2 separate regions of the Mus musculus genome follow, and region 2 is linked to region 1. The links are chromatin contacts, found by Hi-C or POLR2A ChIA-PET in ENCODE. All regions are on one chromosome and are shown on one strand. The core of a region is the stretch at or near the end of the contact, and the rest is flanking DNA. Distances in the headings are between cores, read along the strand shown. Region 1 overlaps Gm567 (predicted gene 567). Region 2 has its middle 30 kb from the start of Mir6380.

Region 1 (6,199 bases), core at 1,408-3,907:
CTAGACTTGCTGATCCTTATGATAACTGTGCCCTGTAGTCTTTGACAGTCTGCACCTGTAGGAGCCTGGAGACTCGACCCTTGTAGAGCACGCTATGTTCCAGCTTCTTACCATTTTACTTCTGACACTTAAAACTGGTGACAGCCATTTTCCATGGTTTGGAAGAGAATGTCACTTCCTTTAATCCTTGTGTAGTGAAAGTACCCCCTTCACAAAATGAGACTAAGTGATGCTATTTAGTTGTATTTATTTTTCTACAGGTAGTAGATGATATGGAATAAAACATTTCCTCTAACTCCCTTTCCTACCTGTGAAAACTCCTTAATGTTATCCTAAATGGCTCTACAGAAATATGTTTTTTGTAAATATAAACAAGTTCACAAAGTGTATGTATATGCTTTAATGTAAGCTCTCCCAGAGCTTCTGTGATGTTCTGGAATAGTTCATACACTATGTTTATTCCTAGTGTGTCTAGAACTTCTAGAATTGTCTGGTGAAGTCGCTGAAGAACAATCCCTGGGAACTGGGAAGGGAGGAAGCCCCTTGTCACCTTCATTTGGTGATTTCTGGCTTCACTCAGGCTCTCCACATTCCTTTTGTTAGTAGTCACCTGACATGGTTTTCATCTTTTGTTTGAGAATAGCATTTTTCTTTGTAATCCAAAGGAGAATGATCGTAAGCCATCACAGGAGTTTAGCCTAATTGTCTTCTTTGATAGGAGCATTGTTTTCTATCTTGTTAATATTAAATTGCTTTAGAACTTTGCAAGTTCTTTGCTTTATGTATCTTTGTGATTTTTAAATATGCCCTGTCTTTACTTTTTTTTTTTGGCGGGGGGGGGGGGTTCGAGACAGGGTTTCTCTGTATAGCCCTGGCTGTCCTGGAACTCACTTTGTAGACCAGGCTGATCTCGAAATCAGAAATCCTCCTGCCTCTGCCTCCCGAGTGCTGGGATTAAAGGCATGCACCACCACACCCGGCTCTGCCTTTACTTTTTATTTGTGGAAAAGAGGTCAGTACATTTGCTCCTCTAACTTTGGCCAACTATATACCTCACTAAGGACTATAATATTTATACTTGGATTGAACTCATAGTCTTGACCTTTGCCCCAATCTTTTTCAGCAGTTAAATAGATTTTAGACCACAATTTTCCCCTGTGAATTTTTTTTTTTAGTTATTCTTTTCCTAAATGTTTATTTTTGGTTTTAATCAAGTATATGTATTTGAATCTATGCATGGATATGTAGACGTGTGTGCAGGTCCCTATGGAGGCCCAAAGGGGGCTTCAGAGTCCTTGGGGCTGGAGTTACAGGTGGTTGTGAGCTTCCTGGCATGGGTGCCAGGGACTGAGATGAGCCATCTCTCTAGTTTCTCTGCCCATGTCTTGATTTGTTACACTTCTGTTGTCTTGTTTACCAGCAAGGTTTTTTAGAACAGTTGAAAGTAATTTCCTTCAAATCTTGGTATTTAAATCAAAACTTAGAATTCTTTTAAACTACATGTTGAAATTTTCTTGATTTCAGGGAACTCTTTAAATATATATATTACTTTCAAGTGTATACATATACACACACACACACACACACACACACACACACACAGACACACACATATATATATAGTATGTCTTATCGTCTTATTTCAATATATTCTTCTATGAGATCCTGGTATGTTATCTAGGGCATTCTTACTTATCTTGCGTATCTGTGAAGATATAGTGGAATATTCTTGGCTTTTTAATAATGTAATCTCTGTGAAAAAGAGAAGATAAGAGAATTTTGGTCAAGAGATGTAAATAAATCTTCGTTGAGTATTAGTAGCCAGATTGCAGTCAGACACCAACCAGTGTGTGATTTAACCAACACCCTTCCTCAGGTTCTAAATGTTAAACTGAGCCAGGGAATAGACGTGCTCAAGGGCAGTGTAGGTTTCATTCCTGTTGAAGCATGAAGCAGAGACTTGGCTCAAAGCACCAAGTGTCAGCCTGACCGAAGGGAAACTTGAGCCCCTTTAGATGATGATTCTCTGTACACAAAGAAATATTTCGTCTACAGGCTATGAACTATAAATTAAAAACAAACTTTAATTAAATATTTATTTATCTCCTATAAAATACAATGACAAAAGTGAATATGTGACCATTACTTTCAAGTCAATTTCTGGATTTCTGGAGTAATATTTACAAGGGCTCGGGTTATGAAATGATAATTCTCTATAGATATATGGCATTGCCAATGAGAAAGAGTGAACTTCACTGTCTCCAAAGGAACAGAAACAAGACCTTTCAGCTTTCATGTATCTGACTTATTCCAGGTAGGTATAGGCATGAAGTCAAAGAATAAAACCATGTTGTCAAACAAATACCTTGCATTACTGGCTTAGACCAAGCCTGGGGCTAAGTGAGAGCAGCCAGTGCAGCTCTGTGCCAGATATCCACTTTAGGTTGTTTTGAGTGACGTTTGATTTTCAGTTCTTACTCAGAGGAGCATGGCCCATGGCAATTTGTAACTCACAGGCATGAGAGCATGGAAGTCCAGGTTCTGCATGACAGAACTAAAAAGGAATCCACAGGAAGCGAGTGGGGTCTGTGAAGTGTGCCAAGAGGGCCGGCAACTTAAAATTCTTCAGCTGCGCTGTGCATTACACATCGGCCGGCCCTTCTATGGCTATCACACAGTTTCCCTTTTCTGGGGTTTCCTCTTTTCACTCTCTGCCAGAGAGAGGAGATAACAAAGCATTTCCCCTTGCACATACTGAAATCAATTTTGCCAGTAAGTACGGATCCTAAAATGAAACTGTCTTGACCCTCTCATAAAAGGAGGCATTTTCAATTGCCTGCTGATAGCTGTGAAGTATATATCATTTTTCATACTCTTAGCCTTAGTAATCTGTCAGGTGTCTGGACATTTCATTACCAGCAATGTTTTACCATCTATCCATCTCTGCTCTTCTAGGTGCCTATTTTTAACACAGAGACAATAGATATCAGCCAGTCAATAAAGGATTATCCTGATATACGATGTTTAAGAACAGGTATCCTGGTATCAGATAATGTGGTACATCTGGGTTGTGTTCGAAATTCCCTCTGAGCATTAGAATTTGGTGTCATACATGATGAGGCAGAATTCTTTTCTTTTAAAATAGTATCTACATAACTAGATCATATGATATGTTTAACGATATCAGTATTAAAAACTATGAAAAATGCTATGAAGAAAGAGGGCTTGATAAGGGGACAGAATGACAGGGTTGTACTTTGGGTACAGTTGTTAGACAAGCTGTTCTGGGAAGATTTTGTTTGGACAAGGGCTTAAATGAACTGGGGAAACAAATCATAAAAGCACTGGGAGGGAGGGTTACAGGCAGAGGAAAGAGCAACTGTAAGGATGCAAAAGAAGAAGAAGAAGAAGAAGAAGAAGAAGAAGAAGAAGAAGAAGAAGAAGAAGAAGAAGAAGAAGAAGAGGAAGGAGGAGGAGGAGGAGGAGGAGGAGGAGGAGAAGGAGGAGAAGGAGGAGAAGGAGGAGAAGAAGGAGAAGGAGAAGAAGGAGAAGAAGGAGAAGAAGGAGAAGAAGGAGAAGAAGGAGAAGAAGGAGAAGAAGGAGAAGAAGGAGAAGAAGGAGAAGGAGAAGGAGAAGAAGATGATGAAGAAGAAGGAGAGAGAGAGAAAGAGAAAGAAAGAAAGGGAAGGGAAAAAAGAGAGAGAGCATGAGAAATAACATAATTTCATGGATAGAGAAGATAGAGTGTAAACAATATTCCTGTCTCTCTTAGAAACCATTTGCCATCTAATTCAGCCAACATCCCAGTAAGATGAAGATCCTCTATGATGCAAGGCAGCAGTCCTCCAAGTATGGTCTTGGTACCAGTGTTAATAGCAGTTTTGGAACCTTATAAATAGTACTCATTATTGGACTCCACGCCAGACTCTTGCAGGATATTTGCTCATACCTTGATCCATAAGACTGTGTTATTTACTGAAAAAAGAACAAACACTAAAACCAAACCAACCAACCAACCAACCAACCAAATAAACAAAAATACCAAAACCAAACTGTTTTTAGTTGTGGTGTGGCTCAGCCCTTAGTATACACACCTTTAATCCTACACACCTTTAATCCCAAACAATGAAGGTAAAGTTAGTTAGTCGAAGGAAGTACCCATGTCTGAAAGTGATGTCTAATTGAGTGGCAGATCAAGTAGCAAATCAGAGAAAGATTTGATAGGATACACCCAACACTCACAAGAAGAGAGAGGAAAGGGAAGCTATTTAAGGGGCAGTGCAGAGAGAGAAGGCAGTTTTATTGCAACAGTTATAGAAAGACAGGTTGCAGAGGGAGAACAAGCTAGACATAGATGAAGACAGAATGAGCCAAAGAATGAGAAGGAACCAAGAGACTGGAATATTGCCACAGTTGGTGTGAGTCTAAGCAGAGCAATTCAGAGGCAGAAAAAGAGACACCAGATTGAATCAGTTAGCTTGGAGAGGAGTTTGAGTCAGAACAGCTCAGTTGTACCAACCTGCCAAAGATCAGAAGGAACAAGAAAGGGGAAACCTATTCAGCAGCAAGTCTCAGAGGCTGAAAATATTCTAGGCCTAGATAAGATTGTACAGAAGTGCTAGCAAGCTTCCAGGACTAGGCCTAGGTTAGCAGATGAAGGCAGTATGCCTCTGAGATGACATTGAAATCAGGTGAATAAAAGTTACTATTACACCAGACCTAGTAAATGAGAATTTCTAAGGGAATGGCCCAACATTTTGTTTTAATTAGACTCTCTGATGATCCTAATGTACATTGAAATTCGACCACCACTTTCAGTGATGGTTGAATCTTGTCACTACTAATAATTAGATATGACCTCACCAGCTATAAACTCTGTGCTTCACGTAGTCTCTCTGTTGTACTCTCTCTCTCTCTCTCTGTGTATATACATATATACTTGTGTGTTTTCATATATATATGTGTGTTTTCATATATATATATATGGATGTTTTTATTATATATGTGTGTATATATTAAATATACATATATGAAAATGAATAAAAGCAGAAGTGAACTAACATTATCCTATTTGTAGATTAAATGGTCTCATCTATATAAAAGCTAGAAAATGATGCTTCAAGTTCCTATTACAAACAAGTGCTAAATGACAAGGTAAAGAAGACAGATATTTCCCTGGTTCACATATAGCAAGATAAGACAGGCAGTTGGGTACGCACATTCTCAATTGATTGAATATAGAATTTTTCATGATGGCATAAAGTTGGGGATCAAGGAAGAAAGAGGGTAATTATGACTGGGAAGAGCAGAGATGCGGGGTCACTTTCCTAGATGTGACATATCTATACAGAGCCAAAGCTATCCTTAGTCTTGACATCATGGAAAGGCTGGGATTACTGAATTCCTAAGAAGAAATTATTTTTGTATATATGCATGAGACATGAAAGTGCCAGCCATCAGCTACATTATTGCAAGCAATAAGAGCCAGACTTAATTAAAGAGGAAACTGTAAGATATTAATCATTGAGAACAAGAAAAATAAGGACAGAACTGAGCACAGATCTTAAGGGGCCTTTACATTTCTAGTATACAGCCAACATCAGTTTCCCTACTTTTCTCTCATTCTTGTTTTTGAAGGAAATCTGGAGGCAACCACATTATTTTGATAATAGCAGGAACAAGGGAAAGCAAAGGCAGGAATACGTCTGGAAGTGGAGCCCAGACAGAAAGACCCTTTAAGGGTTCAGCTTTCCCTTCTGTTCTTATTCCTTCCTTCTCCTGTTGATGTCCAGAATGACAAGCTGTCAGCCTTTGGAGAGACAGTGGGAGGGGCAGAAGGAAGGTGGGAACGGAAACAAAATGGAGGCAAAGGTGAGAGAGGCTCAGGGAGTCCCTTAGAGATTCTCTGTTCTTAAGGCCTGGCTGCCGGGAGCAGAGTTTTTGACACTAAAGTAGCAGAGTCTTGGAGTTTGAATCCTTTGTGGCACATTATTTATGACTGAGTTCTTTGTAAGTAGTTATTTTTAATGACTTTGTTCCCACACTAAGCCCTTGGTACCACTGTGCTAGCACAACCTTGTGAAACATTGACCACTTTGTTCTGTTTATAAAGGATGACGGATTTACAGTGCTGAAAATAAAACCCACAGAGTCCATAAAGCCCACACTCTTGGTCCCAGCTCTTACCTCACTCCGCATT
Region 2 (5,849 bases), core at 2,557-5,056, 460 kb before region 1:
TTGGCAGAACCATGCGACCTTTTAAACTGATTGGTCTTTAGGGAATGAGGTGGCAAGGACTTCCCTTGTCTGAAGGTGGGCAACTGTCCATCCTGTGGAATGTGCCCCCACCTGCCAGTTAGTTCCTTCCTGTGGTCTGAGGAGTGTTAATTAGCCTCTCCCTACTGGAGAGTCAAGTGTTCCATGACCTTCCCAAAGTTCCTGAGCTGACCTTTTCAGTACAACAACAGAAAGCAAATGCCATTGGTTATACAGTGCCAAGTCCTGAGAATGGACTTCGTTTTGATTGGACAGTGTGGTGCTTGGTTGTGATTGTGGTTAATGGAAGGTCCTGGTTGGGAATTGTTGGGTTGATTCAGATCTGAAGGATAAATAGGAATTGACAGGGAAGGAGTGATGGGTGCTAGGTGTGGAGGAGAATAAGCCAGGGCACAAACATATTCTGTTGGAAAGGAGCCTGGTATCTATGAGGTATGTGGCAGAGCTGAGTGTGGGATGGGTACCTGGCCAGATGAGGCTGGTGGGGTGATTGGGAACAGTAATGAAGCCCCCAATTTTAACCTGGAATGTGGCTATTTGGAAGAAAGTCTACATTTCGCATTTCAAATGGGTCTGTGTTTCATCTCTTGACTAAGCATGGCCATTGAGGCACAGACTGATGCTTTCAGAAAGTGTTTGAAGAAGAAGAAGAAGAAGAAGAAGAAGAAGAAGAAGAAGAAGAAGAAGAAGAAGAAGAAGAAGAAGAAGAAAAAGAAGAAGAAGAAGAAGAACTTATGCTGCCTTCCTTCTGTTGTTGGGATCCTGGATAAAGGATTTGGGTTCAAACTGACATTCTCAACTTCAGATTGACCTTGGAAAAGAAATTCTGGGCATGGAAGAGCAACAATAGCCTGCAACACTGTGCAGTGTGACAGTGGGCGTGGCTTTGGTACTTTGACTGCTCGAGGCGATAGATGTAAATGTCCTTGCTTGGTGAGCTGCTGTTCTTCACTTTCTGTTTCTTCTTCTTTCCCCTGTTACTTGTGGAGAAGTGAACGCAGCTGGTGTCCTTGGGGTCTCAGAAGTTTAGAACTAACCTAGCTAAACCCACAGGGCTTTTCAATCAGGAAGAAAAGGCCAGCTATCACTCGTCTTTGATTTCCTAAGCTCTGGGCAATGGCTTCCTAGTTTTCTTTCAGCTGTGCAAACTTCTTACGTGGGTGCTGCTGGGAAGACACTGCATGGACATCTGGGAGGCAGACCCTGCTCTGATTTGTAGAGGTATCAGGGACCAAGAGTCCCCTTCAGCCATCCTTCTCTAGTCATGGCTGATGTGTGGATTTGTGTGGTTGGACCGTGTGAGAGCCCAAGGAACACACTTTGAGATAACTCTAAGGATCCTAAAGTCAAAAGAGCCGTAGTCCCAAAATAATGCTTTTCTGGTTGATTCTAGGTCTTATTTCCGCTGACCTTCCTCCTACCATTTCCTGGATGTTTCCAGATACCACCGGCTACAATGTCACATGCTCAAAGACATCTTTCCTCATGGCTGCATCCAAAATTATCATCTTCTGCTGTGTTTCACATATGGCCACTTGTGACATGTTTTGTGTTGCACGTCTTTTGATGAATTTCCTAGGATTGCCTTTAAAGTTAGCCACAGAGTGAGTGTCTTAAAAGCAACAGGAATACTGCACACTTTCAATCCCCACACTCAGGAGGCAGAAGTAGGCAGGCAGATCTTCAATAACTCAAGGCCAGCTTGGTCTACCATAGCAAGTTTCAGGCCATCCAGGGTTACAGAGTGAGTCCCTGTCTCAAAGCAAGCAAATACCACCCTCCCTACTATCCCCCTCCAGTAATCATCTCCTTTAGTCTTGGGAGATTAGAAACATGAAACTGAGGTGTTGGACTATTGCTGGAGGACCCTTTTATTAAGGTCTCAGTCCATCATGTCCAGAGAGCTCTCCAAGGTCAGCACATGGAGGACACCCTTTCTCAGTGGGATTTCCTCTTTTCTGCCCAGCCTTAATGGGAGAGCATCTCTCAGCTCAGATGTCTTATTCTGAGACGACCTTGCCGAGAGTCTCCTGCAGGTGATTTGTGATTCAGTACACGAGTCTTGGCTCTTCTTCTTGTCCAGATGATAATTCGGTGCTGTTTTGTGACCAATCAGCTCTTCCTGTAGGCAACCCTCAGAACTCTTATATAATTCACCCCTGTAGCAATACGATGAGCTATCTCTCTGAAGCTAAGTCCCAGAAGTTCACAGCCATCCAGGCCCCGATTGCTCTTCTGCTCCCTTTGTCTTCGTGGGTCGTCCTTAGTTTCTACCCTGAGTTTCCTTCATGGTGAGCTATAAGTGGTAAGGTAAAACTTTCCTTCCCCACTTGTTTTTTTTGCTTGATGTTTTATCATATCAACAGAAGGCAAACCAGTGCAGGAGGCTGCCTATAACTGGTTGAAGGATGGGGCTGTTGATGATGGACTGAACTCCCTGCTTTCTGTGACAAAACATATACACCTGTTATGTGTGGTGGCTTAGGTATGAATGCACAGAACTCAGAAGGCAGATGCAGGACAACCAGGAGTTCAAGGCCAGACTGGGCTTCAGGGAACCAATATGTTTCAAAATAAATAAGTGAACAAATAAATACTCGTTCAGTTTGTTGATGTGGTGGTTTGTAACAGGAGCTCAGAGTTCAGAGATAGCTAATGGCTTCCTGTTTCCTTAATCAAACATTACCAAGTTACATTTCTGGTGTGTGTGTATGTGTAACTGTGTGTTTATGCATGTGTGTATGTGTGTGTATATGTTTGTGTGTATGTGTGTAACTGTGTGTTTATGCATGTTTGTATGTGTGTGTATATGTTTGTGTGTGTATGTGTAACTGTGTGTTTATGCATGTGTGTATGTGTGTGTATATGTTTGTGTGTGTCTGTGTGTGTCTGTGTGTGTGATGTGTATGACTGTGTGTCTATGTATGTGTGTGTGTACACGTGTGTGTATGTTTCTGGTTGTGTTGGGATGTGAGTGAATGTTGTCTCCTGTGAACCACAGTGCTTCATTGGCAGGTGGAGGTCTGCAGAACGCGTCTTCTTCCTCTCACCTGCTGAAGTAAGGCAGCGTGTACAAAATATTTCTCCTCTCCAGATCTGCCTGCTGTCGAGTCAGAATCATTTATTATTTATTCCTCAGCACGATAGAGCTTAACTGCTTATTTTCGGCATGATTCGTGAAATAGACACAGGAAGTAGAAAGGCGGGAGCTGTAACTGCCTCCTGTTTGTTGTTTTGTTGTTGAGCAAGGCTGTTGGAGACTCTGGTCCACGCCTTGTCTTAAGTCTGTGGAGTGGATCTAACACAGGGCCTCATTTGCAGTGTCAGCCAGGCTGTCGCCATGAGAAGCTGGCTCACGGAGGGCAGTCTAAATCTCTCTCCTCTGCTGCAGTCTGCTTTCTTTGTGAAGACTGCTAAGAACATTCCAGAACTCTCTCCAAATATTGAAGTCCTTATCACTTCCTAAACTGGATGTTTGTTCAGGTCTGCCACAAAGCAGTACCAGTACTCTCTCATCAGCAGCTTTCTGTGACCGTGACCGTGCTGGGAAACTCTCCATACCCTGGGAAGAGAAGGAGGACAAGTATGGAAGTCCCATTAGTTATCTATTCGGAGGCTCCTGGCTTTGTTTTCTTAAAGGAAACAACTCGACTGAGTACCACGAGAGGGCGCCAGTGGGCTATGTTAGCGCTGGCGAGGCACTGCACTCCGGCATCCTCCCCACTCCCATTCCTTCCCACACTGCGGGGGGCAAAAACAACCCGGGGGCGCTGACGTCAGCTAGCCGGAGGCGCCTGCCTCTGTACCCATAGGTATAGTTAATCCCCCAGGAGTGAGGCCGGTGCTTTCTCTGGCAGCCCAATTTTCAGCTTAAATCATTGCCCTAATCTTATTTTAATGTGCATTGGGGCCCTGGCGGCTAGAGTGGGTGGCAGGGGAACAGCATTTAACATCCTTTGGAGTTTGGATTGTGCCGGACACTTCTTAAGCACTTGGGTGGGACAGAGAGACTTAATCTTGCAGCTGCAATCGACCTCAGTAGCCTTTGCCTTATTTGGCAAATTTAATTGGCAACGTTAATTTTGGGGGTTGGGGCTGGGGTAGAAGAGAAGGAAAGGAACACATGTGAAATACTAATATGCGCTGTATGCTTCACAGCGACTGTACGAAGTTGTTAAAAATGCTCAGTTTAGCAGAGACATTGAGAGAGATCAGAGCCTTCAGTCAGACAGCTTGCAATTGGCCCGTGGAGCCCTCCATTGGCCAGTCCCAGAACCACAGTCTGGGATCTGCTACCTGTGCGGCTTGCCTCTCTCTTGGGAGGCAGAGGCAGGCCAATTTCTGAGTTCTAGGTCAGCCTGGTCTACAGAGTGAGTTCCAGGACAGCCAGGGCTATAAGGAAAAACCCTGTCTCGAAAAACCAAAACCAACCAACCAAAACAAAAAACACACCCCCCAAACAAACAAACAAACAAAAACATCCCATCATCAACAACAACAAATCAAAACCAAAACAAAAAAAAAAGTTTTACAGGAAACTTGGCAAGAATGGAACAAAACCCACATTCCAAGGGGAACTAGCCCTTTTCAGGACAGTAGAATAAAGTCTAAATTTAACCACTCAGATGTGAGTTAACCAGCAGTTGTCTACAATGTATCTTGCCTGACTCAGAGGGTCCAATGTGCTTACAACAAAGTAGCAGAAAAGCACTGGCTAGCCGAAGGGCGGGCGTTGTTTGATTGGTGTGACATCCACCGGCTGTATTTACATCAAGTAAATGAAGAGAAGAGAGCAGTTTATCTGATGACATGGCTCGTCATCACATTGCAGGCACCAAAAAGGGGTATAGTGACCCGGGACATGGGGTGTGAGGGGAGTGACACAGTGCCCAGGGCAGTGTCTATAAATGGTGAGTCAGAATTCAATGATGCTTTCAGAACGGCGATGGGCCCACTGCCTGCATCCCAGACTTCTTCAGCTTAAGCCCACATCCCAGATAAGTAAATGAAGTCCGTGCACTAAAAGCATAAACCAAGAAATCAAACTGTAGGCACTTCACAGACCAAAGCACCTCATGAAGGTGCCATGACTCCGAAGTCGGACAGAGAGCCATTAATGTCCTATGGGGCATTAATACATGTTTTTTTTTCCTTCAGGCTTTCTTTTGCTGTTTTGACAGGAGCTGCTTCACCTTCAGGGATTTTTGTTTCATTCTTGAAAAGCTTCATGTAAAACTATGAATAGTCCATTTGGTCAGAGTCCTCAAAGTCAAACTAGAAAGTGAGGCGCAGTGCAGCGAGCCGAGCCCAGTGAGGACCGAGTTAGAACCAGAAGGACCGGTGGTCAAATCCCATGCTCTGTAGTTTTTAGTCACTTGCCTGTGAGTGAAATCTTCACAGTGGTGATGGTTCAGCTTCTTTGTCAACTTGACTGGGTTTAGAATCACACCCTTGGGTGTGTCTGTGAGGGTGTTTCCAGAAATGTTTAAGTGAGATGGGAAGGACTACCCTGAGTATGTCCAGCTCTCCCATAGGCTGGGATCTGATTGAACACAAAGGAGAAATTGGAGCCTGGGTGTGTGTGTGTGTGTGTGTGTGTGTGTGTCGGGGATGAGAGAGGGCACAGCAGTTAAGAGCACTTACTGCTCTTGCAGACGGTCAGACTTTGCTTCCTGCCACCATACTGGCAGCTCACATTGCCAGTAATTCTGGTTTCAGGTGACTTAATGCCTCTTCTAGATTCTCTGTATGCCAGTGGTGCCCATGTGTACACTCAGGCAAAGCACTCAGGCACATAAAATAACACTGAA

What was found. A loop is a pair of places that touch in the nucleus more often than their neighbours do. ChIA-PET counts read pairs that join two places held with the same protein, here RNA polymerase II (POLR2A).
Region 2: a map of Patski shows a loop between it and region 1 (4-fold over the local background). The contact joins two enhancer-like sites. A Hi-C loop is called at or near these places in 1 of 37 maps with a recorded cell type or tissue (Patski). POLR2A ChIA-PET finds 5 or more read pairs at or near these places in 1 of 5 experiments (Patski).

Annotation. Positions count from the first base shown.
Region 1 is chr3:137,289,754-137,295,952 of GRCm38, reverse strand. Gm567 (predicted gene 567) reads right to left here. Exons shown (of 3, transcript NR_163863.1): 1 at 6,187-6,199. Among named protein-coding and RNA genes, the nearest start is that of Gm567, 3.2 kb to the right of the region's middle. Within about 2 kb of position 2,657, at least 1 of the 3 ENCODE cell types and tissues checked has a DNase peak (open chromatin) inside an H3K27ac peak, as active enhancers do.
Region 2 is chr3:137,750,973-137,756,821 of GRCm38, reverse strand. No RefSeq gene overlaps it. Among named protein-coding and RNA genes, the nearest start is that of Mir6380, 30 kb to the left of the region's middle. Within about 2 kb of position 3,806, at least 1 of the 3 ENCODE cell types and tissues checked has a DNase peak (open chromatin) inside an H3K27ac peak, as active enhancers do.